Linked DNA regions of Homo sapiens: all the other regions are linked to region 1. Evidence: chromatin contacts called from ENCODE Hi-C or POLR2A ChIA-PET data. All regions are on one chromosome and are shown on one strand. Each heading gives the region's core, a stretch centred on a gene start or an enhancer-like site at or near the end of the contact. The rest is flanking DNA. Distances are from core to core; before and after follow the strand shown. Region 1 holds the start of DCAKD (dephospho-CoA kinase domain containing). Region 2 holds the start of HROB (homologous recombination factor with OB-fold). Region 3 holds the start of UBTF (upstream binding transcription factor). Region 4 holds the start of GRN (granulin precursor). Region 5 holds the start of GPATCH8 (G-patch domain containing 8).

The links. A loop is a pair of places that touch in the nucleus more often than their neighbours do. ChIA-PET counts read pairs that join two places held with the same protein, here RNA polymerase II (POLR2A). Pooled maps may share reads with other maps.
Region 2: a loop to region 1 is called in a pooled map, with 18 times the contacts of the local background. The contact joins the promoter of HROB here to the promoter of DCAKD in region 1. A Hi-C loop is called at or near these places in 7 of 50 pooled maps. POLR2A ChIA-PET finds 5 or more read pairs at or near these places in 2 of 52 experiments (GM10248 and activated naive CD8-positive, alpha-beta T cell).
Region 3: a loop to region 1 is called in a pooled map, with 5 times the contacts of the local background. The contact joins the promoter of UBTF here to the promoter of DCAKD in region 1. A Hi-C loop is called at or near these places in 2 of 37 single-sample maps with no recorded cell type and 10 of 50 pooled maps. POLR2A ChIA-PET finds 5 or more read pairs at or near these places in 1 of 52 experiments (IMR-90).
Region 4: a pooled map shows a loop between it and region 1 (5-fold over the local background). The contact joins the promoter of GRN here to the promoter of DCAKD in region 1. A Hi-C loop is called at or near these places in 7 of 37 single-sample maps with no recorded cell type and 7 of 50 pooled maps. POLR2A ChIA-PET finds 5 or more read pairs at or near these places in 2 of 52 experiments (H1 and activated B cell).
Region 5: a pooled map shows a loop between it and region 1 (8-fold over the local background). The contact joins the promoter of GPATCH8 here to the promoter of DCAKD in region 1. A Hi-C loop is called at or near these places in 1 of 168 maps with a recorded cell type or tissue (CD8-positive, alpha-beta T cell), 3 of 37 single-sample maps with no recorded cell type and 13 of 50 pooled maps. POLR2A ChIA-PET finds 5 or more read pairs at or near these places in 2 of 52 experiments (IMR-90 and activated T-cell).

Annotation. Positions count from the first base shown.
Region 1 is chr17:45,050,168-45,053,099 of GRCh38, forward strand. It overlaps DCAKD (dephospho-CoA kinase domain containing), which reads right to left and starts at 1,465. Exons shown (of 5, transcript NM_001288655.2): 1 at 1,194-1,465. RefSeq lists a silencer at 1,106-1,605.
Region 2 is chr17:44,140,460-44,143,391 of GRCh38, forward strand. It overlaps HROB (homologous recombination factor with OB-fold), which reads left to right and starts at 1,471. Exons shown (of 10, transcript NM_001171251.3): 1 at 1,471-1,686. The coding sequence starts at 1,684. RefSeq lists an enhancer at 1,226-1,395 and silencers at 1,696-1,755, 2,002-2,296.
Region 3 is chr17:44,218,172-44,221,103 of GRCh38, forward strand. It overlaps UBTF (upstream binding transcription factor), which reads right to left and starts at 1,504. Exons shown (of 21, transcript NM_014233.4): 1 at 1,274-1,504; 2 at 1-125. The coding sequence starts at 58. All of the region lies in intron 1 of ATXN7L3-AS1 (ATXN7L3 antisense RNA 1), which reads left to right. RefSeq lists silencers at 231-400, 451-1,470, 1,230-1,394, 1,521-2,210, 2,721-2,932.
Region 4 is chr17:44,343,878-44,346,809 of GRCh38, forward strand. GRN (granulin precursor) reads left to right here and starts at 1,425. Exons shown (of 13, transcript NM_002087.4): 1 at 1,425-1,457. RefSeq lists enhancers at 1-396, 1,548-1,697.
Region 5 is chr17:44,501,836-44,504,767 of GRCh38, forward strand. GPATCH8 (G-patch domain containing 8) reads right to left here and starts at 1,571. Exons shown (of 8, transcript NM_001002909.4): 1 at 1,491-1,571. The coding sequence starts at 1,535. RefSeq lists an enhancer at 1,305-1,404 and a silencer at 1,505-1,854.

The sequences.
Region 1 (2,932 bases), core at 215-2,714:
GTAGCTGGGACTACAGGCATGCACCACCATGTCCGGCTAATTTTTTTGCATTTTTAGTTGACACGGGGGTTTCACCATGTTGACCAGGCTGGTCTCGAACTCCTAACCTCGGGTGATCCACCCTCCTCAACCTACCAAAGCGCTGGGATTACAGGCGTGAGCCACCGTGCCCGGCCCAGAGGGTAATTTTCAAAACAAAGCTAAGTTCGTGGCTTGCCTGCCTTCAGCTATCAGCCCTCTTCTTCTCTCCTTAAGGTACAGGCACCAAGAGGGGCTCGGAGACCATTTAAACGTTATTTACCAAGGGGACAGATTCAGACCTTGGTGAAGACAGACAGAGGAGGATTTGGTGGGAATTTAGGGCCCTGCTGAGACAAAAACCACCCGAACCCGTCTGTCCACTTTCTATCCATCTACCAGATCTCTAGCATTTCACCCCTTTCCCCAGGCCTATGCCAGCACTGTGCCACACCAACTCAATCTTGATTTATTCAGGTAAAATGAGCACTCTCCCTCCTGCAAAAACAAACACGTTTAAGACATAAAACATATTCAAAGGCTTCCATTTCCTCACCGTTAGAATTGAGACTTAATGTCAAAGTTCACTTGGGTAGGTTGAATCATTTTCCCACAACTAAGGGAGAGTGAAAAATCTTTGAAAACTCTGTAAGCAAACACCTGAAATGCCAACGCCTCCTTTGCGGAGCTGGGGAAGGAAGAGACGGGTGGCCGGATGGCCTCCCTCACTAGTTGGTGGGCGTGAGATCCACGCCGCCCCAGTCCCGGGGGCCTTCACTAAAACCTTAACTGGCCTCCCAGGGGAGAGGGAAGCGGAGGAGAGGGGTCTGAAAATCGGAGATGATCACTCAGCTCAACAGTAAAGCACTTTATACCCACCCTATGGGACAGATACTGTAGCTTTATTCCCATTTTTCAGATGAGCAAACTTGGGATCGGAAAGATACCCCAAGGTCACACAACTGAAGTGGCAGAAGCTAGATTCAAGAATCAATCGGCCCGCAAAGTTCTAAAGGGCAGTGGCTTTGGTCTGATCCTGAGTTTGAATCCACAATCTCCAGCCCTTTCTAGCTGTAAACCTTCCTGCGCGTCCTCAGCCGTAAAACAGAGGAAATAACACGTTGCTTGGTAGGGTTGCTGTCAAGACAATGGGCCGTGGATATAAAAGCACTTGCCTTAGTGCTGGCCGCATACGACGCGCTCAATACATCGTAACTCAGGCTTTCAAAAGAGGCCCGTACGCCCCACTAGGCCGCGAAATTGGGTCGCCCGGGGCGGTGGCAGCCCCGCGTAGCAGCCGCGGCCAGGGCCCGCCCCCTCCCCGGCGCCCGGCTGGCTCTCACCGGCCCGCGTGGCGCGCTACGTACCCAGCGCCTCCGCCGTGGCCCAGGCCTCCGCCTCTAGCCCAATCTCCGCAGCGCTTACAGGCCGGCTCAGCGGGCGAGGCGGGACCTCGGGAGCGCGCGCCTGCAGACCGGACGTCCGGCCAGCAGGCGGGGCCGGGAGAGGTTGGACGGGCGGGGCCGGGAGAGGTTGGGTGGGCGGGCGGGGCCGGGAGAGGTTGGGCGGGCGGGCGGGCGGGGCCGGGAGAGGTTGGGCGGGCGGGCGGGCGGGGCCGGGAGAGGTTGGGCGGGCGGGCGGGCGGGGCCGGGAGAGGTTGGGCGGGCGGGCGGGCGGGGCCGGGAGAGGTTGGGCGGGCGGGCGGACGCGGGAGAGGTTGGGCGGGCGGGCGGACGCGGGAGAGGTTGGGCGGGCGGGCGGACGCGGGAGAGGTTGGGCGGGCGGGCGGACGCGGGAGAGGTTGGGCGGGCGGGCGGACGCGGGAGAGGTTGGGCGGGCGGGCGGACGCGGGAGAGGTTGGGCGGGCGGGCGGACGCGGGAGAGGTTGGGCGGGAGAGGTTGGGCGGGAGGGCGGCCGGACGGACGCGGGAGAGGCCGGCGGGGAGAGCTCGGCCCCGGAGCACGGCACAGAGGTCCCCCGCAACCCCCGACCCGGAGCCATAAATTTTCCTTTCCCCGGAGCCGGGAAGGAGAGGGAGAGAGAGGAGAGGGGCAAAACTGCAGGGTCCTAACTTCGGATATAAAGCTCGGCCACTCGCTACTTGTGCAGCCTTGGCAGAGGTGATCATGAGCACTTTCCACCTGCCAGGTCCTAAGAGCACTTTGTGGGATTATCTCAGCCCGCACAGTCCGCAGGGTGGATACTATCATCATCCCCATTTTACACAACAGGAAACTATGTTTAGCGGTTAATCCATTTGCCCTCTCATACAAAGTCATGTGATTGCAGAGCCCGCATCCTGTCCATACAAGCCTAGCAAGCCACTCAGCCTCTCATCCTGTCTCCTCTCAAAGTGGGGATAATCGCAGCCGTGCAGCGTTGTTGAAAGAATACATAAAAGCCGGGCACGGTGGCTCACACCTGTAATCTCAGCACTTTGGGAGGATCACTTGAGCCCAGGAGTTCGAGACCAGCCTAAACAAGAGTGAGACTAACCCCCGATCTCTACAAAAAAAAAAAACAAAAAACAAACTAGCCAGGCATGGTGACAGTGTGGTCTCATTTACTCGGGAGGCTGAGGCAGGAGGATGGCTTGAGCCCAGGAGGTCAAGGCTGCAGAGAGCCATGATGGTACCACTGCACTCCAGCCTGGGCAACAAAACGAGACCTTGCCTCAAAAAAAATAAAGCATCTAGGCCGGGCGCTGTGGCTCACGCCTGTAATCCCAGCACTTTGGGAGGCCAAGGCGGGTGGATCACCTGAGGTCAGGAGTTTGAGACCAGCCTGGCCAACATGGCAAAATCCCGTCTCTACTAAAAATACAAAATTAGCCGGGCGTGGTGGTGAATGCCTGTAATCCCAGCTACACGGGAGGCTGAGGCAGGAGGATTGCTTGAACCCGGGAGGTGGAGG
Region 2 (2,932 bases), core at 221-2,720, 910 kb before region 1:
CCTGGGCAACATAGGGAGCCTTCATCTCTACAACAAATAAACATAAAAAAATTAGCTGGGCTTAGGCCAGGCACAGTGGCTCACGTTTATAATCCCAGCACTTCGGGAGGCCAATGCGGGTGGATCACGAGGTCAGGTGTTCAAGACCAGCCTGGGCAACATAGTGAAACCCTGTCTCTACTAAAAATACAAAAAGTTAGCTGGGCGTGGCTGGGCGCAGTGGTTCACGTCTGTAATCCCAGCACTTTGGGAGGCAGAGGCGGGCAGATTACCTGAGGTCAGGAGTTCGAGACCATCCTGGCCAACATGGTGAAACCCTGTCTCTACTAAAAATACAAAAAATTAGCTGGGCGTGGCTGGGCGCAGTGGCTCACGTCTGTAATCCCAGCACTTTGGGAGGCAGAGGCGGGCAGATTACCTGAGGTCAGGAGTTCGAGACCAGCCTGGCCAACATGGTGAAACCCTGTCTCTACTAAAAATACAAAAATTAGCCAGGCATGATGGCACATGCCTGTTATCCCAGCTACTCGGGAGGCTGAGGCAGGAGAATTGCTTGAGCCTAGGAGGAAGAGGTTGCAGTGAGCCGAGATCATGCCACTGCACTGCAGCCTGTCCTGCAGAGCGAGACTGTCTCAAAAAAAAAAAAAAAAAAAAAAAATTAGCCGGGCGTGGTGGCGGGCACTTGTAATCCCAGCTACTTGGTAGGCTGAAGCAGGAGAATCGCTTGAACCTGAGAGGCAGAGGTTGCAGTGAGCCAAGATCGTGCCACTGCACTCCAGCCTGGGCAACAATGTGAGACTCCGTGTCAAAAAAAAAAAAAGTTAACTGGGTTTGGTGGTGTGTGCCTGTGATCCCAGCTACTCAGGAGGCTGAGGTGGGAGGACTGCTTGGGCCCAAGAGGTGGAGGATGCAGTGAGCCATGACTGTGCCGCTGCACTCCGGGCTGGGTAAGGGAGTAAAGTAAGTCTCAAAACAAAAACAAACTCATTTTCTGAGTGTCTTCAATGTGCCACATGCTGGTTCACAAAGGTGAAAAGCCACAGTCTTGCTCTGAAGCAGTATTAAGTCAAGCAGGGAGGCCGGGCGCCATGGCTTACGCCTGTAATCCCAGCTACTTCGAAGGCTGAGGCAGGAGAATCGCTTGAACCCGGGAGGCGGAGGTTGCAGTGAGCCGAGATCGCGCCACTGCACTCCAGCCTGGGCGACAGAGCGAGATTCGGTTTAAAAAAGAAAAAAAAAAAAGAACGGAAAAGAAAGGGGCGGGGGCAGGATTAGGCATCGTGGGGCCAAGATGCTTGATCTCACCTGAACCAGTGCTGAACCAGCCGACTGGGAAGAGGAGCCGCTTGGGGGCGACCGAGAGCCCATCCGTTTCCCCTTTAAGACCAGAGCGGAAGACTACAGTGAGAAGGCCCTTTGTGTCGGCGGGAAAGAAATATGCCTGCCCCTTTAAGAAGGCGGAGACGCCCCAGTGGCGGCGTCTTCGAATGCGGCCTAAGGCGCCTGCCGCCAGTCTCCTGGCGACTTTCCCTATATCGCAGAGACTCATCCCTCTGACCCCAGCCCGGAAGCACTGTCCCTCGGAGTCCGAGACTTCCACCTGGGTCGTGTCCAAGGCCCCGGCGACTCCCCGGACTCGGGGTGCCGGGCCAACCTCCCCGCCGAGGCCCACCCGCCGTCGCTATGGTAATGCCGCGCCCAGCTTGGGGGCTGGCGGGCCGCAGGGCCCCCTGGCCTCCGGAACTGCTCATGGGGTTCCAGCCCCTCGCCCGCGCAAGTTGCAGGACCGGGGTCTGGGTGGGGGTTCGGCGGAGTCGGGAGACCTGGGCTGTCGTCAGGGCTTGTCATGGACGCGCCGGAGACCCTGAGAAAGCATTCTCCTCCCCCGGGCCTCAGTTTCCCTCCTGTTGCCTTCCTACCCTCCTGGGAAACCCCCCTTTCCAGTGCGCTCAGACGTCACTACCGCTTGGGTCCATCCCTTTCCCCTCCCCGCCCCACACTTTCTACTTTTTTTTTTTTTTTTTTTGGACGAAGTCTCGTTCTGTCGCCCAGGCTGGAGTGCAGTGGCGTGATCTCTGCTCACTGCAACCGTCGTCTCCCGCCCACCCCTTTCACTCTGACCCTTAGAGTCTTGGGAACTGTATCGCCAGCTGTAGCTCCTGCGGCTCTGGCATCTGGGGTTAGGCACCACCTCTGATCTGGGTTTGACACTCATCAGGAACTGGCTACAGCAGCCCTGCTGGCTAGAAAGAAGGAACCGTGGACTGGGGCATCCTACTCTCCTGGGACCCTAGTTTTTGGGCCTTGGATTAGGTAGGGAAACTACTGGCTTCATTTGCAGAAACAATGCCACTGTGCAGACATGTTTGGATTTATGGTAGTTTCTCTTATGTTTGACATAAGATTGGTCAGGCGAAACCTTTGGGATATTGCAAAATCCTTAGGCCCAAGCCAGGGGCCGTGGCTGACACCTGTTTTTGTTTGTTTGTTTTTTTGAGACAGAGTCTCACTCTGTGGCCCAGGCTGAAGTGCAGTGGTGCGATCTCCGCTCACTGCAACCTCCACTTCCCAGGTTCAAGCAATTCTCCTGCCTTAGACTCCCAACAAGCTGGGATTACAGGCGGGCACCACCACCCCAGCTAACTTATTTCTATTTTTAGTAGAGACGAGGTTTCACTTTGTTGGCCAGGCTGTTCTTGAACTCCTGGCCTCAGGTGGTCCACCCGCCTTGGCGTCACAAAGTGCTGGGATTACAGGAGTGAGCCACCATGCCCAGCCTGTGGCTGACACCTATAATCCCAGCACTTTGGAGGCCACAGTGGGAGGATCACTTGAGCCCAGGAGTTCAAGACTGGCCTGGGCAATGTAGTGAGGCCCCGTATCTATAAAAATTTAAAAATTAGCCTGGGCGCAGTGGCTCACGCCTGTAATC
Region 3 (2,932 bases), core at 254-2,753, 830 kb before region 1:
CTTGGCCTTTGGGGGCGGCCATTTCCAGGTCTGTGGGGCAGTCGGCTTCTCCGTTCATCCTCCAGCTGTCCAGCCACCTCCTCGGTCGTGCTGGCCGGGCAACCCGGGGTCAAAGCCACCTCACCCTTTGGAAGACATACCAGTTCCCACTCAGGAAGGCTGAGAGGTGAACGACTAACGACTTTCTAACCGCCCAGAGTAGAAGGGGGCAGGTCCACACTCTGAGAGACTCAGCCATGACCTTATTAGACTTAAGGGGTCTATGGGAATGGGAGTGCGCCCCTCCTCTTCCTCGTGACCCCCTCCCCCAGCCCCTGCAGCCCGGCTCCGCGGCGCGCGCCCTCCCCTGGCCACGCGAGGGCCTGCTCCTAGCTCCCGCGTGCAGCGAGCGCCCGCCCTCCGCCCCGCTTCCCAACCCCAGCCAAAAAAAAAAAAAAAGAAAAAATCTCCTCCTCCTCGGAGCGCCCGCCCCGGGGAGGCCCCAGGCTGGAGGGCGGGGGAAGAGGAAGGGCGGGTAAAGGGCGCGCGCGGCCACGGAAGCGGGCACGCGCCCCAGTCTCCTCCTCCCGCCTCCCCCCGGCCGGTTCCCCCCGCCTCCGCAACCCGGCGGGGACCCGGACGCAGCGCAGCCGCCGCCAGCCCCGGAGCGGAGCGGCCGCACCGCCCCCGGGGACCGGATCCGGATTCCCGCCGCTCCCCCCTCCCGGGCTCCCTTCGCCGTCCCCGCCCGCACAGGCGGGCAAGCAGCCGGAGAGAAGCGGCCTAGCCTGCCCCCCGCCCCCGAGCCACCCACCCCGGCCAGAGGCGCCGCCACCGCCCAGCCACCCCGACGCGCACGGAGGAGCCCGGCACAGAGGCGCGACCGCGGCGGGAACCGCCGCCTCCTCCCCCGAGCCTGCGGCCCAGCCCCGCCGGCGCCCCCGCCCCGGCCTCCGGGGAGCCGAGCCAAGGAGAGGGCGGGAGGACGGCGGCCGGGAGGCGGGGGCGCAGCGCTCACCGGCCCCGCCGCCCCCTCCGGCGGCCGGGGAGAACTGCGCCTGCCGGCTCCGAGAAGCGCGGGCTCCTCCGCCAGCGGCCGGGGCTCGGCTCAGGCCTCGCTTCCTGCCTTCCCCTCCCCCGGCTCTCGGCGTCCTCCCAAGTGCCCTGGTCTGCTCGCGCCCGGTCGCCTGCTCGGTGGTCGCTTCGGGTCCCCGCTGGGCGCCCACCGCACCCCGCGGTTCGCTCCCGCCGTCCGGCCCCGACCCCAGCGCGCGTCCTCAGCCGCCTCGGTTACCCGGCGCAGCGCGGCCTCCGGGCTTCCCGCTCCAGCGGCTCCCTCCCTGGCTCTGAGTGGCGGCGCCCTCCCCCGCTCGGCCGGGCACAGCCGCAGCTCCCTCCCGCGGCGGCAGCGGCTCCTCCTCCGGGCGAGGCGGCGGCGCTGGGGCGGCGGCTGCTGCTGCTGTGGCGGCGGCGGCGGCGGCGGCGGCTGTGGCTGCTGCCTGCTGCTCCTCGCGGCGAAAAGCACAAAGCACAGCGCCCTCCGCCTGCAGGCAGCCCGCCCGCCGCCGGCCCCGGCCTCAGCTCGCACACCCCCCGCCGCCGCCGCAGCCTCAGCCGCCGGAGCGGGGAGGAGGAGGGAGAAGGGAGGAGGAGGAGCGGGAGGGGGGGCGGGAGAAGCGGGGCAGCGAGCGCGTCCTTCCCCGTAGAGCGCACACCGACCCCCGGGGAGCGAGCGCCAGCCCGCCCGCCTCGCCGGCTCCGCTCCCTCCCACAGCCTGCCCGGGCGGGCTCCGCGGGGGGCAGCTGGGAGGAGGGGCGGGAGCTGGGGGGACCCGGGCGGCCGAGGCGGAGGGAAGGAAGGAGGGGAGGGGGGTGGTGGTGGTGGTGCTGGCGGCGGCGGCGGCTGCTGCTGCTGCTGCTGCCGCCGCCGGGGAAGGGGGGGGGGGCCGGGGCAGGGAGACACGCAGCCGCCCGGATGGCGGCGGGGCTCGGAGCCTAGGCGGGCGGGCGGGCGCCGAGAGCGACCTCGCCAGACCCGCGGGGGAACTAGCAGGCTTCGCCGGCGAGGGAGGGCCGAGGTGCGGCCGCGGAGAGGGTGCCCGGAGGTGCCCCCGGCGTCCGGGGAGGCTCGGGGGGCGCCCACAGCCCTGCTCCGGAGCTCTCCCCCAAGTTCTCCCAGCTCAGACTAGGGCTTCCAGGCCAGCTCTCTCCCGCCTCCCGGAGCGAGCGGTCCGCGCCCACCCTCATCCCCCGGAGCGTGGCCGCTGGTTTGGGGCGCACGCACGCCGATCGCGGCGTCCAGCTTCGGTGCCTACCTCGCGGTCCTCTCCTTGCCGAACGGCACATACGAAACTTAAAAAAAAACCCGAAAACTAAAACCTCTGCATTAAAAAAAAAAAATCCCCGTTGCTCTTTACACCCCGGAAACGGCAAGGGAACGACGGGCTCCGGCGGAGGGGCCGCTGTGGGAGCCGGTTCAATCCAGCCCGGCATGGTTCTCCAGGCCTGCCCGGGCGCATGAAGATCGGCGCCGCCGCCACTCGTAGCAACCCCTCTCCCCCGAAATCCGCGGCTCCCGGGCTCACTTACCGAGCGTGTGGATGGGAGCGCAGGCCGGGGGCACCTGGGAGCACGGCGGGCCGAACAGTCGAGCCGCAGCTCCGCTGCAGCCGACGCCGGGGCAGCGAGTCGCCAGACAAAGCCCGAGATGGCGAAGCGGAGCGACGGCTAATGGCGAGCCCCACGCGCCGCGCTCCGCCCGCCCCGCTCCGCCCGCCCGCCCGCCCGCCTCGGCGCAGCGCAGCGCCGCTCCGAGCGCTTGCCCGTCAGAGCCGCCTCGGCGCCGCCGCCTCCCGGGCCACCCCGGCCTCGCCTGGCCCCTCCGCCTCCTCCGGGCGGCTCAGCCTCACCCCTTCCCTCCCACTGCTCTAGGGGTTGCACAAAAAAAATTTTT
Region 4 (2,932 bases), core at 175-2,674, 710 kb before region 1:
TGTCACTGGCTAATCTGTTCTGTGGTACATTTTCTCTCCTCACCCTCCCATATCAATTCCTCGAAGGCAGGGCCGATCTGGAGACTAGGAAGCCACTTCTCTTTCGACAGCCCCCACCACAGCCCAGCCCGTGCCAGGCACCCAGCAGCTCCTGAAGCCCACTGGCATTGAACATGGCATTCAATCCCTGCCAAGCCTGCCCTTCCCATCTGGTTTCCCAGGGCTCTTCCCAACACCTCCTCCTCCACCTGCCAGTTAAAATCTTCCCAGACTCAGCTCAAGGAGATGCTCCTAAGGTGGAATGAAATCTCTTCTTCCCCACCTGGAGACAATCTACTTCCTCTCCCTACACCTGGCAACTGGCGCACAACCTTGTATCTTAAATTAGATTCAGCCTGAGACTGTCTCCCACCAATCCCTGCTCCCTGTCCTGCTGAGCACCTTGAGGAAAGGGCTTTGGGGCTGTTTATCTTTGTCCTGGAAACCATCCTTCAACTCACTCTGGGGCCTGCCTAGCATGTCAACCGAGTTTGGAGAATAGGGCAGAATAGGGCAGGACAGGACAGGACAAGACAGGGCAGGATAGGATAGGAGCGAGCCAGCTCAGTAGCTCACATTTGTAATCCCAGCGCCTTGGGGGGCTGCGGTAGGAGAATCGCTTTGGGAGCAGGAGTTGCAGGCCGCAGTGAGCTATGATCAGCTTGGGCGACTGAGCGAGACCCTGTCTCTAAAACAAACACACAAGTCCGGGCGCGGTGGCTCATGCCTGTAATCTTAGCACTTTGGGAGGCCGAGGTGGGCGGATCACGAGGTCAAGAAATCGAGACCATCCTGGCCAACATGGTGAAACCCCGTCTCTACTAAAAATACAAAAATTAGCTGGGCGTGGTGGTGCGCGCCTGTAGTCCCAGCTACTCGGGAGGCTGAGGCAGGAGAATCGCTTGAACCCGGGAGGCAGAGGTTGCAGTGAGCCGAGATCGTGCCACTGCACTCCAGCCTGGCGACAGAGTGAGACTCCGTCTCAGAACAAACAAACAAAAGGATAGAAAGGCGAGCACAAATATTCCCAATTCATAACACTCCCTCGCACTGTCAATGCCCCAGACACGCGCTATCATCTCTAGCAAACTCCCCCAGGCGCCTGCAGGATGGGTTAAGGAAGGCGACGAGCACCAGCTGCCCTGCTGAGGCTGTCCCGACGTCACATGATTCTCCAATCACATGATCCCTAGAAATGGGGTGTGGGGCGAGAGGAAGCAGGGAGGAGAGTGATTTGAGTAGAAAAGAAACACAGCATTCCAGGCTGGCCCCACCTCTATATTGATAAGTAGCCAATGGGAGCGGGTAGCCCTGATCCCTGGCCAATGGAAACTGAGGTAGGCGGGTCATCGCGCTGGGGTCTGTAGTCTGAGCGCTACCCGGTTGCTGCTGCCCAAGGACCGCGGAGTCGGACGCAGGTAGGAGAGCGGCCGCGCAGACCTCTCGCCTGCTCCTGCCCAGGGGCCCGCCAGGGCCATGTGAGCTTGAGGTTCCCCTGGAGTCTCAGCCGGAGACAACAGAAGAACCGCTTACTGAAACTCCTTGGGGGTTCTGATACACTAGGGGGAGTTTTATGGGAAAGAGGAAGCAGTAATTGCAGTGACGCCCCGTTAGAAGGGGCTTTCTACCTCCCCAGCATTCCCCCAAAGCAGGGACCACACCATTCTTGACCCAGCTCCACCCCTGTCGGTAGGTGCTGGCTTCTTCCCCTCTCCTGGTGGTGGTGGGTGGTTCCCGCGGCGGCCTGGAGCCGGAGGGGCGCGCGACCCTGGGCTGGGAGCTCCGAGGGCCTGGGAACGAGACCTGAGACCTTGGCTTCTCGAAGGTAGTAGGGACTTGGGAGTGGTGACTGAACCTGGTCTGGCTCCTCCTTACTTCCTCTTGTTGCGGGTGGGACGAGCTAGCTTCCGCCTCTCCCAGCCACTTTTTCCTGCTCATTTGCAGCTAGGTTGGCTCCCCTTTTGGGAATTTCCTCTCCCCTTGGCACTCGGAGTTGGGGGGTGCCACCTAGTGGAAGATAACGGAGCTAGGGTCTTGAAGAGGCTGCTGTCCCCTCTGGCTGTTTTGGCGGTGTAGGGTGGCATGAGAGACTGCGACTCGCCTCCTCATCCCTGTTTCTGTATGCGAGTGCTTGTATTCAGTAGAAGCATACACTATACTCCCTCAATTTAGGGTAAACAGGAGGGGCCACATGCACAGGTAATTCACCAGGGAGCCGAACACTCCTGTGCAGACAGACTCCCCTTCCCAGCAAGCCATGGCAGCGGACAGCCTGCTGAGAACACCCAGGAAGCAGGCGGTGCCAGCTGCAGGTGCTTTGCCTGGGAGCTGTGGGGCTGAGGAGAGGGTCCACTGTCCAGGACCAGTGAACTTCATCCTTATCTGTCCAGGAGGTGGCCTCTTGGGGATGCTGAGTTAGGGGAGGGGCACTTGAGGAAAGCCAGGTGGAGCAGAGAGGATGTGAGTGACTGGGTGGGTGAGATTTCCTGCCCCTCCCCCCGCAGTGGTATCCACACCTAGACTCGTGGGGTAACTGAGGCACAGACAGAGAGCAACTTCTCAGGCCCTCACAGTTGGCAATTCTAGGATTAGGACCCAAGTGCGATTTTCAGGCAGTCCCTGTACCCTGTTTCTGTTGTACCTGTTGCACCATTCCCAGGCACTGCCCATCGTGCCACTAGTGATATGAACCCAGGTCCAATACGCTCTGGGGCCATCAAAGCCTGACGTCACCATGACCTGATGTGTGACGTGTTATAGGTGTCCCTTGGTATCTTCACGGAACTGGTTCCAGGACCCCAAAATCTGTGGGTGCTCAAGCCCCTGAGATAAAATGGTGTAATATTTGCATATAACCTATACATACTTTAAATCATTTCTAGATTACTTATAC
Region 5 (2,932 bases), core at 321-2,820, 550 kb before region 1:
TTATCAGTATGTCTCTACCGGTAATTTAAAAATCAATAAAGCTCATACACCTTGCAGCCAACTCATATTTTATAGTGCTTGCTAATATATATATATGTGTGTATATATATATATTTCTCAGGGATCAAAAGGCTAACATGAACTGCTTCAAACTTTGGTGAATCTGCATTATATCCTTAGAACATCCTGAGACTCTCCTGTATTGTGCTGCAGCTATACAGCAGGCGCATGATCACAAGGCTTTTTAACAGCCCCCAGATCCCTTACTGCTGCAAAACTTCTCATAAGCGTTCTATGTACTAGACTGTTAACAGTGCTGAGTTAAAATTGTTAAACTGCTTTACCTATTTATTTACCAATCCTATCATCTCAGGGAATTCAAACTCTTTAAACTGCCTTCTGAAACACATCTAGAGTGCTTTCGTACTGCTTTGAGTAGGATCTGCAGCGGGATAAAAACTTGAGTTCTGAGATTCATCCCGACCCAAATTGCAGTTGCCAGGATATGCGGTAGTAATGCAGTGTTTTTTTTTTTTTTTTGAGACTCTACGGATGTATTTTACCTAGAAATAGCCAATCTCTACTAAATCCCTTTTAGTCTTCGAGATTTCCGCGGTAACAATTTCAACAGAAAGGTATTTTCAACAGCGAAAAAACAAGTTATTCTAATTTGGCCTTTATTTTTTACTCAATAGAGCTTGCCATCGTAAGGGCATTTTTCCATACTAACATTTGCAATTGAAGAAAGAAAAATCAAGCTTTTGGCACTAGTGACCCCATGCGTGGACGGCCTATTATCATCACGCTTCTCACAAATCTTTCGAGATAGGATTTGAGGTTAGGCTCACATCGGATCATAGTCCAGTAACTTACTGCTTTCCAAGCCCAATTAACAGCCTAATAACAGCAACACTTATGCCCCGCGAAATCTCAATGTATGACTAACCAATAAGGCGTCTGATAGCGAAGGCAACCTTTTCCCAGGTAAGGAAGAGGAAAAGCAGACAATGAAAGGAATTGATTTATCACAGTGAAGAAAGAAAAGAGAAGGACCCCAAAAGGATCCGTGAGAGCAAAATCCCGGGGTTCGGAAGCCTTGGCCTCAGCAATACTCTCCCCCAAGCCCTCTCAGCCCAACCCAACCACCCCTCTTGTCCCCTGGGAGCCAGCCCTTCGCCGGCACAGATCGGGCAGACCTGGAGGGCACAGCCCCTCACACGGCGCTCAGGCCCGGTTCCGAAATCCGATGCCAAACAGGCGGAAGCCGCAAGCCCCGCGGCCTGAGTTTCAGGGGTAAGAGAATGCGGGTGCGAGGAGATGCGGCCTCCCTCAAGCCGGGAGGCCTCTTGAGAAAGCAGAGACGGGAGAAGAGCGAGCTGGTTCGCAAGTCGGAGCAAAACTGGAAGGAAAGAGGGCTGGGAGCCGGAGATGAAGGAGGTTCTGGGCTAGACCAGCGCCTTCCCCGCATCCTCGGCGACGCCCGTGTTTACCTGAAAGTCTCGGTCTTCGTTGAAGCGGGAGAAGCGGTCCGCCATTTTGCCGCCTTCACTCCTCTCAGGACGACGCTCTCCGGTTCGCTCCTTCCCTCCTGCGACACCCACCCCTCCCCGGTTCCCCGCCTCCTCCCACGCCCACCGGGCGCGCGCAGCCGAGGGAGGGAGCGAGAATGCGCGTCCTGACGGGAGCCCCGCGGCGCAGGCGCCTGCCAGCCCTGGAGGCTGACCCTTCCCTCTAGCCCCTGCTCCGCGCGCGACCCGGAGCGACCCCGGTGGCCGCGCGTGCGCACTCCCGCCCGAGAGCCGCGAGAGCTTCCGGAGGGAAAGGTCAGAGGGGGCACCGTGCGGACAAATCTGGATGTTTTGCTGTTGCTCACTTCCGGGTGTCTTTTCTCACTGTTGCTTCCCCGTGTGCGCAGAAGTCCATCGTCTTCACTAAATAGCAGCATAATGTTGGGCCGAAAGCGCGACCTTAGAGCCAGACTGCTTAGCTTCGAATCTCAGCTCACCCTGAGGATTCAACGGTGAACGAGACAGGAATGATCTCCTCTTATGGGGATTTCATTCCAGTGGAAGAACTCACATAACTCGTAAAATAAATATTTTTAAATATCAACAAGTGCCACAAAAAAGTAAAACTGGCCACAGTGCTGAGAGGGACAGTCTCTGAAAGGACCTTTGACCGAGGCACAGCGAGGAGCCTACAGCATTGGGGCATAGGGAACGTTAGACCCAAAGGCCCAAAGACTGCAAGGAGCTTGACTTCGAGCCATCCTTTGAGAGAAGTATTTCACAAGGGACCGAAGTTGATCCAGATCGACTAAAGCTCTCTGGGCTTCAGTTTCCTTTTTATACAATAGGGAAATTGGATTCAGTAATCTCTGATGCTCCTGCCTAGCGCTGACTATGAGAGTCAAGAATCGGATTTTTCCATCCCTTCTGAGGACCTCACCCAGTGCTCCAGGACTCTTAGCCAAAATACATAAAACACATAGAAGGGTGGCAGGACTTCTCTCCTTTTGAAAAGAGTAGTTGACAGAAATCACACAATGGAAAAATGGGTCTTACCCTGCCCTGAAAGAGTCAAATGGAATGTAATTTTTTGAGGAAGGGTGTGTATTTTCTAGCTGTTACCCTTTGCCCCACCCATGCTTCAGCCTACGCTTCCATCTAAGGGGAGGCAGGGCACACAGAATTCAAACATTGTATTCTTTTTTTTTTTTTTTTTTTGAGACGGAGTCTCGCACTGTCGCCGGAGTACAGTGGCGCAATCTCGGCTCACTGCAACCTCCGCCTCCCAGGTTCAAGAGATTCTCCTGCCTCAGCCACCCTAGTAGCTGGGATTACAGGCGCCCACCACTAAGCCCAGCTCATTTGTTTTTTTTTTTTTTTGAAAAGGAGTCTCACTCTGTCGCCCAGGCTGGAGTGCAGTGGCG